Regions from separate parts of the Mus musculus genome. Here region 1 is linked to region 2. Evidence: chromatin loops called from intact Hi-C (ENCODE). Cell type or tissue: left cerebral cortex. All regions are shown on one strand. Links, peaks and the distances in the headings refer to the core of each region. The heading gives the core; the rest is flanking DNA.

What was found. Hi-C counts contacts between places; a loop is a spot of excess contacts. Peaks named below come from ENCODE experiments on the same cell type or tissue, not always from the same donor. Only the 100,000 strongest peaks of a DNase experiment are listed, where the experiment ranks them.
Region 1: it touches region 2 in a loop (2.7-fold over the local background); 1 of 42 quality-filtered maps calls a loop at or near these places.

The regions. Positions count from the first base shown.
Region 1 is chr15:81,249,146-81,256,793 of GRCm38, forward strand. 8430426J06Rik (RIKEN cDNA 8430426J06 gene) reads right to left here and starts at 2,717. Exons shown (of 2, transcript NR_077230.1): 1 at 2,555-2,717. In left cerebral cortex, for the core only: a CTCF peak has its summit at 4,708; DNase peaks (open chromatin) are centred at 2,862, 3,687 and 6,106; H3K27ac peaks cover 1,556 bases.
Region 2 is chr15:81,343,984-81,351,631 of GRCm38, forward strand. Slc25a17 (solute carrier family 25 (mitochondrial carrier, peroxisomal membrane protein), member 17) reads right to left here. Exons shown (of 9, transcript NM_011399.3): 2 at 118-178. Among named protein-coding and RNA genes, the nearest start is that of Slc25a17, 13 kb to the right of the region's middle. In left cerebral cortex, for the core only: no CTCF peak of the experiment used is centred there; a DNase peak (open chromatin) is centred at 3,707; H3K27ac peaks cover 1,230 bases.

The sequences.
Region 1 (7,648 bases), core at 2,213-6,212, 94 kb before region 2:
GTTCAGGGACAGCGTGCAATAAAAACAGAACATAGCAAAGGCGCAGGCTGGAAAGAGCAAGGACTTGTGAGCAATTTCCATGAAGACTTTGCCCAGGGAGGTATCTTTGATTTTATTGTGCTACTGATTACACGAAAACCCTGGGCTTCACCCTCCCAGGTGCACATTTGCACACCAATAGGTGTGGAAGGTGTAGAAACTTCTTTCCAGAGGTCAGAAGCAGAAGCCCTGGTCATGGAGCCATGCCTGGCTTGAGATCACACAATGGGCTGCAGAGTCAGCTAAAAGCCTCAAGGGTTTGGGAAGAAGACCAACAACTGTTTCTCTAGTCCACAGGCCACTGGGTTCAACCAAACTCAGTTCTAGCACTAACCACCGAGAACTAGTGGGGGGTGGGGTGAGGTTGGAGGGGTATTGAGTGTTGAAACAGGATTTCTCAGTATAGCCCTTTCTGTCCTAGAACTCTCGTTGTAGACCAGGATGGCTTCAACTTCACAGAGATCTACTTGCCTCTGCCTTCTGAGTGCTGAGATGAAAGGCTACCACCACTACCACCTGGCTACATTTTATTTAGTGTGTATGTGTAAGCACTTGCTAGAACTGTGGGTAGGTAGATGCATGCCATAGTTCACCTGTGGAACTCAGAGGACAATTCTCAGAAGTCAGTTCTCTTCCTACCACATGGGTTCCAGGCATTGAATGTCCACCATACCTGACACCACCCAGAATTAGTACACTGGCTAATGATTCCCCGTCTCACAAGGCTGGCCAGTTTGTTTCTCAGAGACATAGCTGGCTTCATCTTGGCTTCTCCTGGGTTGCACCAGAAACAAGCATTGGAAACCTGAAATCCAGCAACATCTCCAACGTGGGCAAGGGGCTGGCTGGCGATGGCAGATACATGGATTTTGAGCACAAGCTCTTCGGGTTTCTGTACCTTGCTTGGTGTCTCTTGCGGTCAGTTGAGCCTCTCTGCTACCCACTCTTAATGGAGAAGCCGGGAAGCACCGAGCCTAGGCTGTTCCTCCTGCTGCTTCTGCAGGGACCACTTGAGGGTGTCAAGACTTAAATCCCTCCTCCCTTCCCTCTCCTTCTCTCCTTCATTCCCTTTCCTTGTTCTTATTCAGGATACAGAGTAAAAATTAAGAAAACAAACAAACAAAGAAATAACCTTCAGAAGGAACTGGAAGAGAATTCAAACTCCCATAGCACCTTTCATGCAAAGGACTCCAAAAAAATCTATTCCCAAATTCTAAGCCCCACTTTTACACCCCACCTACCCACCCCGGCTTGGCCTCCATCTCCTTGATTATTTAGTCAATTTCTCAGCCTCTTTGCCAATGGTCCCCAAATCTCCCCCCTTCAAAACACAGGATTGAACTAGGGATCTTTGGTATGTGTACTTAGATGACATGCACATGTATGCGCTGTGTGTGTCACGGTGCATGTGTGGATCTCAGGGGACAACCTCAGGTGTCACTGTTATAGGTTGCCCACCAGAGATGACGGCTCAAACACAGTCCATGGCCAACTGAAAGTGTTTATTCTACAGTCAGGCAGTGGAGGCACACACCTTTAATCCCAGCACTCAGGAGGTAGAGGCAGATAGATCTCTGAGTTCAAGGTCAGCCTCGTCTACAGAGTGAGTTCCAGGACAGCCAGGGCTACACACAGAGAAACCCAGTCTCAGAAAAGAAAAAGAAAAACAAACAACCAAACCAAAACAACATCAACAAAAGGAAAGTATTCTCGCCAGTTGGGATTACACTCAGAACCCGAATGTAACCCTGAACATTTAGAGCAAGGGGCTTTTAAAGGAAAAACCCCACCCTATATCTTACTCAGCAGCTGCAGCAGGAGGTTTTTGTACAAGCAGGGGGCTAAACAGAAGCTAAGACAAGCAGTTAGCTGGAAAGGGAGGTTTGTGTAAGCAGGTAGTTTAACAGACACTAAGAAAAATTAGCTGGGCATCTTGGCTTCAGGTTCCTAGAACACAGTTGGGCAATTTCCCAAGGGATTGTCTATCATAGAGATCAAATTCTAGTTAACCATAAAATATCCTCAGCAAGAGTACAAGATGGAGGAACCTCCACTGCTTTGCCCTGGCACATTAGTTCTTGCGCTCCACCTTTTTGTTCTGTTTTGGTTTTGTTTGTTTTTGTTTTTAGAGACAGGATTTCTCTGTGTAGTCCTGGCTGTCCTGAAACTTGCTTTGTAGACCAGGCTGGCCTTGAACTCAGAGATCCAGTTGCTGCTTCTCAAGTGCTAAGGTTAAAGGAGTGCACTGTGATGCCTGGCTCTTACTTTCTTGATTGAGACAGGGTCTCTTGGTTGGTTTTCACTGCGTTCTCCCGACTGACCGGTTTACAAGCTTCGGAGGAATGCCCTGACTCTGCCTCCCCTCTCTCTGTAGCATTGCTAGGATCACAGATGCTTACACTATGCATCTGGCTTTCCATGGGTTCTGGGGATTTGACCTAAGGACTTCATGGTTATGTGGAAAATGATTACACACACCAAGTCATCTCCCAGCCCCACTCCCCCGCTTTCTCACCCTTTGGTCCAGTGCTTCCATTGTTCACACAGCGTCTCCACCATCACAGACGTAAATATGGTGGGAACCCGAGTCTTCACGATCTTTCTAGCTCTTCCCATTCATATCAACTCATTCTACAACGTTCTCCAACTGGATGCAGAGGTGTTCTGCTCGTCACCTGTTATCCCTGAGAAGGAAAACAAAACCGGTTTCCTCTTATAGTCTCATAGCACTTCAGTTCTGGCACTGAGTGTGCACCTTTGGGGAGGTTCTCGCCGTAACCACTCCTCCGGTTGTCCAGTCCTCCCAATGAGCTGCCCACTGTCTGCTCAACATGGCTACAAGCCAGAGGTCCCCACGGGCTGCTCTTTACAGTCATCTTCCAGATGGATCTTGGAACTCGGGGAAATCTTAGTTCCTATGACTGACTTCTCACAGGAATATTTTATTCATGTTCTTATTTTGGGGATGCTGGAGATGGAACCAAGGTGTTAATTCCCTCCCAAGCTTAAAAATGTGTCGAGACTCAGGATGGTTTAAATGATATTCTGTGAGTGTGAGGCCAGCCTGGCCTACCAGCCTGGCAAGCACCAGGACAGCCAGACAGGACAGACGACATAGTGAGACCACCCCCCTCCCACCCCTCCCTACCCCCACCCCCTCATAAAAAAGAAAGAGAAAACAAACAAATAAACCAACCAACCAAACAAACAAACAAACAAACAAAAGGAAAAAGAAAATTTCTTGGCAGACAGAGATGGAAGGATTGGGAGTTTAAGACCAGAATGGGTTACATAGCAAGATTACATAGCAAGACTCAGTCTCAAAATTTTTTTTAAAAAGGGCTGAACTAGGAATATAGCTCTGTGATAGAATCCATGTCCAGCAAGTTGTAGTATTTGTAGACTCTGGGTTCCATCTTTAGCATGAAAACAAACAGAAGCACAGACTTCTATTAATTAGGTGAGTTAAAAGGGCAGGATTAGCAGCTTCAGAGCAGGTCAGGGCTGCAAGGGGCCTCGTGGCCTTGTCCTAAGCCAGGGGACATCTGTAGCTGCTCCTTGTTTGTATTCCATTGCTGCCACTTCATCCCCCCACTCTGCCAGAGGCATCTGTTTGCTAAGGAAACCGGGATGCAAAGGGAAGAGGAAATGGGCGCTCAGCTGTGAACAGTCCCTGAAATACTTTGAGTCTGAAGCAAGCAAGGTAAGAGCTTCCAAACCTAGTCTGCCAAGGAAGAGAGAGAAGGATGCTCTAAATAGTTCAAGCTCAGTAAAGAGATGCATAGCCTTCCCCCATGGTCTGCACGGCTGAGCTTCATTCATCATAGGAAGGGGACCTAGAGAAGATGCAACAGAGGCTGTCCTGGGATCACCACAAAGGGACAGAGGTGAGGGTCAAGAAAGTCCTAGGCATGTGTCTCAAGCACCTCTGGGGCCAATCCAGGGGTTAACAAAGGTTTATACTAGAAGAAAGAGACAGCTAGAAGTGTGGGGTCCTTGGCCCTCTTATTGGTTCAACCCTAGCAGGGCCCCCATACTGGAGCAGGCACAGCCTACACACAGCAAGAAGAAGAGAGGAGCTGGAAACTTCTTAGAGGTTCATTGTTGTTGTGTTTTATAAAAGAAGAAAGAAAAGAAAAGAAAGAACCAGGATATATTTTGTAGAGGTGCGGAGGGGAATGGGGTGAGAAGAGATATAGAGAGGGTAAGAGAGTGAGGAGGGCAAACAGCCCCTTTTAGTCAGGCATACCTGGCTATTGCCAGGTAACTGTGGGGCAGAGCCTAGAAAGAATGTTAACAGTCATTAAACTAAAAACACAACTAGCATTGGATCCATCCCTACCACACTCTTGGTGTAGCTAAACCTGACCCCAGAGAAACCTAAGCTGCCTGCCTTCAGGCTCAGGTAGTCATCCTAGAGGGGTTATTTGAATGGAACATGCTGGAGTCTTGTCATTGAGTGAATGAAGCTTTCTTTCCTCTCTCCAATTGCTGTCCCTCAGAGGACAGAGGTTCAGAGTGCATCAGATTAGTCACAGGAAACAAAGAAACTGGCTTCTCTCCTGGAACACTTTCTGTGCTCTTGCCTCAGTCACCAGGCAGTGCCGCAGAGCCAAGGCAAAGAGCAGCCTCCCAAGGCCTACCCCTGAAGGGATCTGTCACAACCTGAAGAGGGCCCTTGTGAGCAGGGCCTGGAAGGTAACCACACGAATAGTCACTATTCTCCTGAGAGATGGCACCATGCCATGGTTTTGTCTGGGATGAGGTCAAATTCACTCATACAAATCAACACTGCTATTTACCTCTGTCCTCACATTTTCACTCAAGTCCACTGTCAATGATGATGATGATGATGGCTTCCTATAGAAGAACTATCATTAGACAGATCAACCATAGGAAGTTTCCAGAAGCTGCTAAACTGAGATCGGATCCATTTGAGGTTTAGAGGAATCATGTTATGGTACCTGTCTAGGTTCACTTAATCCCTTCCATAGCCCTCGGCATTCCAGAAACAAAACACACCCAGTCATCATTTCCCATGTTTCTGTTGGGAGGTTTGAATGCAGACAATGTCAGTGACCCTACGGGTTGAATGGATTCAGCCCCCCACATCCTTATTGTCCCCAACACAGCCACTGCCTGATTAAAGGAGGCACGTGCAATTTTGAAAGGGAGAAGAGACCTGGTAATTCGGGTGGGGCAAGTCCCTCCAGCCTTTGTTGCTTAAAGGGAGATTTAATAAGCAGCTGCCATCACATCTCACATCCGGGAGTAGGGACAGTCCCTCTGCAGTCTGGTTTGTTTCTCACAGTAGGTGAAGTGCTGGAACATGACCTTGCCATCCAGGCAGACTCAGGATCGGGGGCAAACCATTTCAGCCTGTATGATGCAGTCTCCCGTTTTTTTTGGTCCGAGCAAAGCAATTGGGAATAAGGGAGGCCACTTTACAGAGCTGTTAAAAGAATTAGATGAGGGGGTGTTAAATCGTGTGGCCAGCAGAGAGCCTGACTCAGAACAGGTGAGAAACTAAAGAGAGAGAAAAGCGATTTAATTTGGCCCATCCATCTGCCATGCTCTCCCCAGCTCTGTCCCAATCCACATTTTCAAGGTTGATGGATCAGTACGGAGTGACTTTGAACCAGGAAGACTGTTTTCAAAGGTCCTAGCAAGGTTACCTTCGGGCATTTCTAAAGAAAGATCTAGAAGGGCTCCTGTTGAGCGAGGACAAAGCCGTCTTGCTGGGGGCTTGGTCCACCTGTCCTTCTGGAAAAAGTCAGAAAAGACAGTCCTGGTCAATGGTGGTCTGTGACATCGGCCTTTGAGTCCAGCTACCCAGGTAACCTTGGGTCTACAGCAGGGATGAAGAGCAGCCACCTCCACACACACACCCAGTGAGGGAATTAGGGGATCACGTTCTCTCTTTTGGTGACAGTTCGCCATAGACAGGAAGTGTACTCTAACCTCAATAAAAGAACACCAATTCTGTCTTTCTTTCTCAAGTAACGTGGAAGGGAAGGAGTCCCTGCCAGGTGCAGAAGAAAGAAGAAAGACCGCTCTTGGCAGCAGGGGAATCAGGTTGCCACAGCAACGAGCTTCTTCCCAAGTCCACTCATTATATGGCTTTTGAATTAGACTTCCTCTGTGTATATACACCAGCGGCTTTGATTCCCCCACTGCTTACCACCAACCTGCCTCAGGCTTCTCCCCAGGAAAGGGCCACTGAAGGCAGCCACTGACCCCTCCTTTCAAGGCCAGGTCCCACTTGTCCCTGGGATGCATAATATTTACTTGTTGGCTAACCCTCGGAAGAGCCCAATGGGTACGCAGGGTAAAAAGCCCTCTGTCTGCTGTGGCTGGGAGAGAGACAAGGAGAAGGACTTATTTCAAGCATTGATTTGGCCAGAGGGAAATGCAGACCCTTTCAACTCAACTCTCTGGGGCATACATTTATTTTGACTTTTTTGGTTTTTTGAGACATAGCCCTGGCTGTCCTGGAACTCACTCTGTAGACTGTGTTGGCCTCAAACCCAGAGATCCGCCTGACTCTGCCTCCCAAGTGCTGGGATTAAAGACGTGCACCATCCGTATCACCCAGAGAACTTGGAACTATAGTAGGATCTGGAAAAGCAAGAAGCTTGAAACAGCCTTTTGGTGACTGATGGGAGTCACGGTAACTGTCAGCTTAGACCAAGGTTCTCAACCTTCTACCACTGTGACATTTAATACAGTTTCCTCATGTCGTGGTGACCCCCAATGTGCAATCATTGCTGTCGTTACTTCAAAACTGTAATTTTGCTACCATTATTTATCGAAATATAAATTATCTGTGCTTTTGGATGGTCTTAGATGACCCCTGTGGAAATGTCATCCAACCCACACGTGGCTTAGACACTACGGAATTCTACACAACGGAAGAACAGTCAGCTAGAACTGGTATGCTCATGTACAAAGATGGATTAATCTGTCTTTTTTTTTTTTAAAGCAAGTTGCTCAAATGCATAGAATCAGAAAGAACAGAAATGGGGCGGGGGAGAGAAGGAGGGAAGTGTTTAATGATGACAGAGTTTTACCTCTGCAAAATGAAAACATTCTGGAAACAGTGAGCTACGAAGGGGAAAAAAAGGACAGAAAGGTGGGAAAAGGATCTGTTGTGTGGTATTATATTGGGGACAGGGGAATGGAAAGGGGGAGTTAGGAATAGCTAGCATTGAAATATACAGCCAGGCTGTGGTGGCACGTGCCTTTAATCCCAGGACTGAGGAGGCAGAGGCAGCTGGATCTCTGAGCTTGAGATCAGCCTAGTCTATAAAGGGAGTTCCAGGAAGATGTGTGTGTTTCATATATATACATTTATATATATGAAATTGTCAACAAATAAATAAAATATAATTTAAAAAGTATTAGAGATTGGCTAAACAACAGTATGACCATATCCCTACTGACCTCAAAACAGTTAGTTGAGCATAGTAAATCTACACCTATAATCCCAGCTCTCGGGAGGCTGAAGCAGGAGGATCTATGCTATATAATGAGTTCTGGGTCATCCTGGGTTACGGATGGAGATTCTGTCTCAAACAAAATAAAATGAAACAAAAGATGCTGGATGAGT
Region 2 (7,648 bases), core at 1,713-5,712:
ACCAAGCAAGCAAGCAGACAACAGCAGTATGTAGACAGAATATCCTTATCTCGGTGCAGTATGGAGTAGAAGATGTTTCCCAACATCAAAGGATCAATACATGAGATCATTACTCACCCTGAAGCCGAAGTCTAGCAGTATCCAAGGGGAAGAACACTGTCATGGCAGTCACACTTCCCTGCAAAGTTTTAAAAGGGCTTTAGCCATTACAGTAAATAAACATGGGCCACAACTTTAAAAAGATGGGTGTGGTTTTTCTTTATGTCTACACGCACGTCTGTCTGTGCATTATTTGCACGCCTGGTATAATGTGGAGGCTAGAAGAGGATGTCAGATTCCCTGGGACTGGAGTTCAGATGCTTGTGAGCTGGTATGTGGGTCTGGGGACTGAACCCAGGTCATCTACAGTAGCATCTGGCTGTATTTAAAAAAAAAAAAAGATTTATGTATATGAGTGCTCTGTCTACATATTTGTCTGCACACCAGAAGAGGGCATCAGATTCTATTACTATAGATGGTGGTGAGCCACAATGTGGTTGCTGGGAATTGAATTCAGGACCTCTGGAAGACCATCGAGATGGTTTAATCATAGCCCCACCCAGACTACAATTTTTAAACTATCAAAAACTCATAAGTAATGTTTGGCTGTGGTACTTTGCATCTGCTCCCATCAATTGCTAAGAACATGGCCCACAGAATCACAGACTGGAACTCCTGGAAACTTGAGAGATCAGGGGACCTGTAGGGTCTGACCCAGGTCCTCTGCTATACATGTTATGGCTAAATAGCTTGGTGTTCTTGTGGAAATCCTAACAGTGGGAGCAGGGGCTGTCCTTGACTCTCTTGCCTACTTGTAGGACCCGTTCCCCTCTACTGGGTTGCCTTGTCCAGCCTTGATGTAATGGTATATGACTGGTCTTACTGTAGTTTGTTATGCTGTGTTTGGTTGATGTCCCTGAGAGGGCTGAGATGTTCTTCTCGGTCTGAGGGAAAAGAGGAGAGGAGAGGTGGGAAGGAGGGGAACCTGCTGTTGGGATGTAATATAAGAGAAGACTAACATAATACTACAAATAAAAACTGCATACCACATCTAATATAACACGCTTGAATCAAAAGAAAAATATATTATGTAACATTAAAAAAACCACAACTAATTGGTGCTATCAGTTAAATTAAATTCTTACCAAATAAACACAGTACTTCAATCGATTGGGATTATCCACATATAAAATTGCATTATTAGGTATTTAGAAGGAGAGTTTAATTTTCCAAAAGAAATACCTTTTGTTTCTCTGATACTGAAAAAGAAACAAATCTATAGCACATTTGAAGACAGCAGATAAATGGAGTTTTGACTTTTTTTCAGGTCAGTTGCTACTACGATGCCTCTGATACTCCCCAAAATCAAAACAGTCGATAATCAAAAAATATAGTCTAAGTTGGATATGGTAGCACACATCTTTAATTTCAGAATTCAGAGGCAGACTGATCTCTATGAATTTGAGGCCAGCTTGGTCTACATAGCAAGTTCCAGGATAGTCAAGGCTACATGGCAAGACCTTGTCCCAAAAGACCAATATGTGTATGTGTGTGATACATATGTACATATATGTGACTACTTCCTAATAACTTAATATAATCACCAAAAATTGAAAAGGCATGCAAGAATCGTATTATGATTTGAAATGTGTGTGTGTGTGTGTGCGTGTGCACGTGCGTGCATATGTGTGTGTATGCATGGAGAGCCCAGAGGCTAAAGTATAGTTTCTTATTTGTAACTAACTATGAAAATGTCACAGTGTGTTGTAGTTTATTAACCAGCTGACCTTAAAAAAGGAAGATTATTTTGGATGACTAAGTGAAAACGAAGAAATTACTGGACTCCTTAAAAGTATCAGGGGCTGGCAAAATCACTCATTGAGTAAAGGCTCTTGGTGTCAATGTGATGACATCAGTTCAATCCCATGACCCATATAATGGAAGGAGAGAACTGGCTTCTACATGCTGCTCTCTGACCACCACACACGTGCACACATATCTACACATATAAATAAATTAAATGTAAACAAAAAAAATTAAGAGGGGTGTAGGGGTGCAAGTCTCTAGTTCCAGCACTTAGGGATCCAAGGCAAGCAGATCCTGGCTTGAGGCCAGCCTGATCCACACAGAATTCTGAGCTACATATTGAGACTCTATCTAAATCAAACCAAACAAAAGACAATCTTTAAAAGGGAGGAGGAGGAGGAAACAACTCTGGGTTCTATTCCCAACCCTGGAGGAAAGAAGACTCGGGAGCAGGTCAGAGGAGTAAGTAGGAGAAAGCAACTGGGTGTAAGAAGAGACTCCAACTACGAACTCTGGCGATGGAGGAAGAGGCCACTAGTCAGGAAATGTAGCAGCCTCTGGAAAGTGGTCAAAAGAAGGAAATGATCTTTACCTAGAGCAGTGGATCTCAACCTGTTAATACAGTTCCTCATGTTGTGGTGATCCTCAGCCATAAAATTATTTCCGTTGCTACTAGAAGTGTAATTTTGCTACTGTTATGAATTATAATGTAAATATCTGATATGCAGGTGGTTTTAGTTGACCCCTGTGAAAGGGTCGTTCAATACCCCCAAAAGGGGTCTTGACCAGGGGCTGAGAACCACTGCCTTGAAAAAGAAACATAGCTATTGCAATGTCTTGCTTTTTATTTCAATAAACCTGCACTGGCCTACCTTACAGATGATAAACAGGTATGGTTTTAAGCTACTTGGTAGGCATGGTCACATTTGTTATGTAGAAACAGAAAACTGATACAACAGAGGATAAACCCTGGGAGGCAGAAGGAAGCCCTGTAGTACCTTTCACAGTAGTCAGGGAATCCCAGTCCAGCTTCTGGACTTCCCTAAGGTGACCAGAAATATGCAGGTAGCATAGGAAGCTAGCTAGCCAGAATACCAGCCTGACTTATCATCCCTGGAGACCAGCAGCAGTAAATAAACAGAACTCAAAGGATAGGACACACACACACACACACACACACACACACACACAGAGAGAGAGAGAGAGAGAGAGAGAGAGAGAGAGAAAGCAGAGAGAGCGCTCCCCTATGTTTTGTTAGAAACATGAATGTGAAGCTTAAAACTTGAATGCTGAGATGGGAGTTTCTGATTACAGCAATACAGTGTCATAGGCGACATGCTGCTAATTATCCAGAAACCCTGAATAAAATATAACAAACACCCTTCTGCTTACTGCAATGCACTAGAAAGTACAGGAGAGCCTTGGAGGGCTAGAGATTAGCCATCCACAGGGTTAAGCAGGTTCGTGTATTCCAGGGGCTGCAGGAGCTTTTTGTCTTGCTGTGCTTTTAAAACTGAGGTAAAATCCGTACAGTACAACACTAACCATTGTGGAGTACACCTCAAGGGCTGGGATGCACTGGGCTGCTGTGTGTTTCCTCATCAAGAAACACAAAGGGCTGCTTTCACATGCACTGTTACCTGCAACAAAATATTGTACTTGCACGCCTTATACTGAGTCACACAAACACATTATTTTCAGAATCTGAATTAAGTTTCTCTAAATAGATTTATATTTTTCCTGAGAACAATTTGTTCAGTAATACAGAATGAGAAGACACAGATGAGAAGCAGGCATGCTGTACCACAGTGTTGTGCCAGAGGCATAAAATAAACCCACTGAGTCCCACAGAACTCTAACTATCTGAGTAGGAGTGCTATTGCAGACAATAATTACAATTCACAAGAATCTATTTCCAGAGAAGTCTATTTCAGAGATTTCGTTCTCTCACCAAGACCATTTTGAATTATAACATTCTGTGTTAGGAGAACAAGTAAACTCCTATGCTGCACTGGCACTTGAAGCCAGTAGGTCCCTACAGCTGGAAAGCCAAGAGCCCAGGCAGCCCAAAGGCAGAGTGGCAGAGGCAGGGTGTAAGCACCCAGACTCTACCAAATACATATACACCTTCTTTCACTTCTTTTTTATTAAAAAAAAAAAAAAGTATTACATTTGTGTGCTTGCACGTGTGTGTGTGTGTGTGTGTGTGTGTGTGAGAGAAAGAGAGAGAGAGAGAGAGAGAGAGAAAGAGAGAGACAGACAGACAGACAGACAGAGACTGAGACTTGTGGGGGGTCAAAGGGAGCAAGGTCATCAGCCCAGGCATTAAGCACCTTTATTTCAGCAGCCCTTGATTTTTTTACCCCCTCTTTATTTGTAAGTGTGTGAGTGTACACCAACATGCGTGTGGATGCCCACCAAGGCCAGATAAGGCATCAATCCCCTAGAGCTGGAGTTGTAGGTGGTTGAGCTGCCTAATCCGGTCCTAAGAGCAGCAAGTGCTCTTGACCTGAATCATCTCCCCAGCCTCACACAGATGACTTACTTTCATTTGTTTATTTTTTTAGACAAGTCTCATGTAGCCGTTGGCTGGTGTGGAATTCTCTATGTAAACCAGGCTAGTCTTGAACTCAGTGATCTGCCATCCTCTGCCTCCTGAATGCTGGGATCACAGATGTGAGATATTACATATACCCAGCTCTCTTTGTTCAGGGTTAGTTTGTTGTTGTTTTGTTCTGATCCTCCTGCCTCGGATCTACAGGGATGGCACTGAGGGTGTACACCACCATGCCTGTACTGGCTGGTTTTGTGTGTCAACTTGACACAGGCTGGAATTATCACAGAGAAAGGAGCTTCAGTTGGGGAAGTGCCTCCATGAGATCCAGCTGTGGAGCATTTACTCAATTAGTGATCAAGGGAGGAGGGCCCCTTGTGGGTGGGACCATCTCTAGGCTGGTAGTCTTGGGTTCTATAAGAAAGCAGGCTGAGCAAACCAGGGGAAGCAAGCCAATGAATAACATCCCTCCATGGCCTCTGCATCAGCTCCTGCTTCCTGACCTGCTTGAGTTCCAGTCCTGACTTCTTTTAGTGATGAACAGCGGTGTGAGATGTGTAAGCTGAATAAACCCTTTCCTCCCCAACTCGCTTCTTGGTCATGGTGTTTGTGCAGGAATAGAAACCTGCCTGAGACAATGCCCAACCACATACAACATTTAACTTCACTCTGCCCCTCACAGAAGTGCACACGATGCACACAGATACCACTATGCTTAACTGTAAATACTTAAAACAAACAAACAAACAAAACACATGAAAGAGGGCCTGGGGATGTGGCTCAGGTGGGAGAGTTGGCACAGCCATTCCTACTGGAAACAGGGAGAGTCATGAAGCCAGCACAGTTGCTGGACACAGTTCCAGCAAAGCTGAGTGGATCGCTACAGTCACTGTCCTATCTCAAGCTTTTGGTCTCTGCGTGTTGCATTATTGGGAATTTTCTGCATTATGATTCATTTTATGTCTTTTCCTAAGGAAAAAAAATATGCCTGAATTCTTTTAGGAACATCCTAAGATTAGCTTTGTCTGGCCACTATTTAGAAGTCTTCCTTATGCCCTGGAGATCGATAAGCACATAGCTTAATGAGGCTATTACTCCAGGAATCTGCTTGGGGTATCTGCCCCTGAGCTAACTCCAAACAGTATAATTGGTACAGGGTAAACTGTTGACTGGCCAGGAGGATAGGGTACAGATTCAAGATACACACACACACACACACACACACACACACACACACACACTTAGAGCTCTCTTTTTCTACTTTATAGCCTAAATGATCAAACATATAGTTAAAAAAAAAAGTTAGGTATTAGTATTTGCTACTCATAAGAAGGCTGGTTCAAGCCAGGCATGGTGGCGCATGCCTTTAATCCCAGCACTCGGGAGGCAGAGGCAGGTGGATTTCTGAGTTCAAGGCCAACCTGGTCTACAGAGTGAGTTCCAGGACAGCCAGGGCTATACAGAGAAACCCTGTCTCAAAAAACAAAAACAAAAAAAAAAAAGAAGGCTGGTTCAGACAATTTTTTGTTTGTCTGGAGTGCTTTCAAACAGCAAACACACCAACCTAAAATAAAAACTGCCTGTCATATAATAAATGCATGCAGGCTGGAGAGATGGCTCAGTGGTTAAGAACACTGACTGCTCTTCCAGAAGTCCTGAGTTCAATTCCCAGCAACCACATGGTGGTTCACAACCATCTGTAACAATTCTGCTGTATCTGAAGACAGTAAGGACACACTATAGTGTGCTCATATACATTAAATAAATAAAATCTTAAAAAAAAAAGAACAACAAAAATTTTTAAAAATGCATGCTTTGGGGGCTGGAGAGATGGCTCAGCGGTTAAGAGCACTGACTGCTCTTCCGAAGGTCCTGAGCTCAAATCCCAGCAACCACATGGTGGCTCACAGCCATCTGTAATGAGATCTGACGGGCCTCTTCTGGTGTGTCTAAAGACAGCGACAGTGTACTCATATAAATAAAATAAATAAATCTTAAAGTAACTGTAAAAAAAAATGCATGCTTTGGAGGAGACATTCTTTAGAGTCATTAAATTGAAGTTATAGGGTTAACAGTAAGAATAAAATCCATTCTGTTTGTATTTCTGAATGTAACTGAACTGTAACCCTGGACATGCAATGACAAGTCAAACACACTTTCTGTACCACTTAGGTACTCATTAGTTTGCCTCTGTTCTGGGAAGCTTGTATAGACAAAGAAGCACCTGGCTGCTCGCCAGTCAGTCAGAGCTGCTAAATTCCCAACCTGCCTCCCCCAACTCCCTATTGCCTCTGCAGGCTACCCTGTCAGCAAGGACCCTCCAACTCTGCTTTCTGTGCTGAGAAATAATGCCCCTAGCAGAGTGACTGCCTAGCATGCACAAAGCTCTAGGCTGGATCCTCAACAGCACATAAACTGTGTGTAAAGGTGTAGGCCTGTAATCAGCCTGGGCTATAAGACTTTGTCTCAAAAATAAACAAACAAACAAACAAATAAATAATACAAATAAGGTGTGTGTGAGGGAGGTGGAGGGAAGGCTCAGAGGTTGAGAGCACTGGCTGCTCTACCAGACGATCAAAGTTCAACTCCCACCACCCACATGGCAGCTCAAAACATCTGTAATTTTAGTTCCAGAGAATCCAAGATCCTCTTTGGCCTCCACAAACACTAGGCATGCACTAGGTATATACATTCAGGCAAAACACCCTACATATAGAAATAAGTAAATAAAACCATTTTTTTTTCTTTTCTTTTTTTCCAAGACAGGATTTCTTTGTAACTCTGGCTGTCCTAGAACTTGTTTTGTAGATCAGGCTATCCTCGAACTCAGGGATCTGCCTGACTCTGTCTTCCAAATACTAGGATTAAAGGCACGTGCCACCACCATTCAGCTATAATGAGTATAAACAATCTTTTTAAAGAGATGAGAGGGCTAAGTGTGATGACTCCTACCTGTACTGTAGCTCTTGGGAGGCTAAGGAGGAGAAAGGTTATGAATTGGAGGTCAGCCTGGCTACGCCCAGGCCAGACTGGGACACACAGAATACTGAGACTAATATGCTCTGGGAGGTCTCAGAGTATGATCTGGAGAACCCTGACTGCATCTAAGGTCTTCCTAGGAGTCCGGATGATGAAAACTATGTATTATAAGGCACACATGTAGAGGTGAGAGCACAACTTGCAGGAGTTGATTTTCTGCTCACAGTATGAATTTTAGGATGAAACTCATGCTGTAAGGCTTGGCAGCAA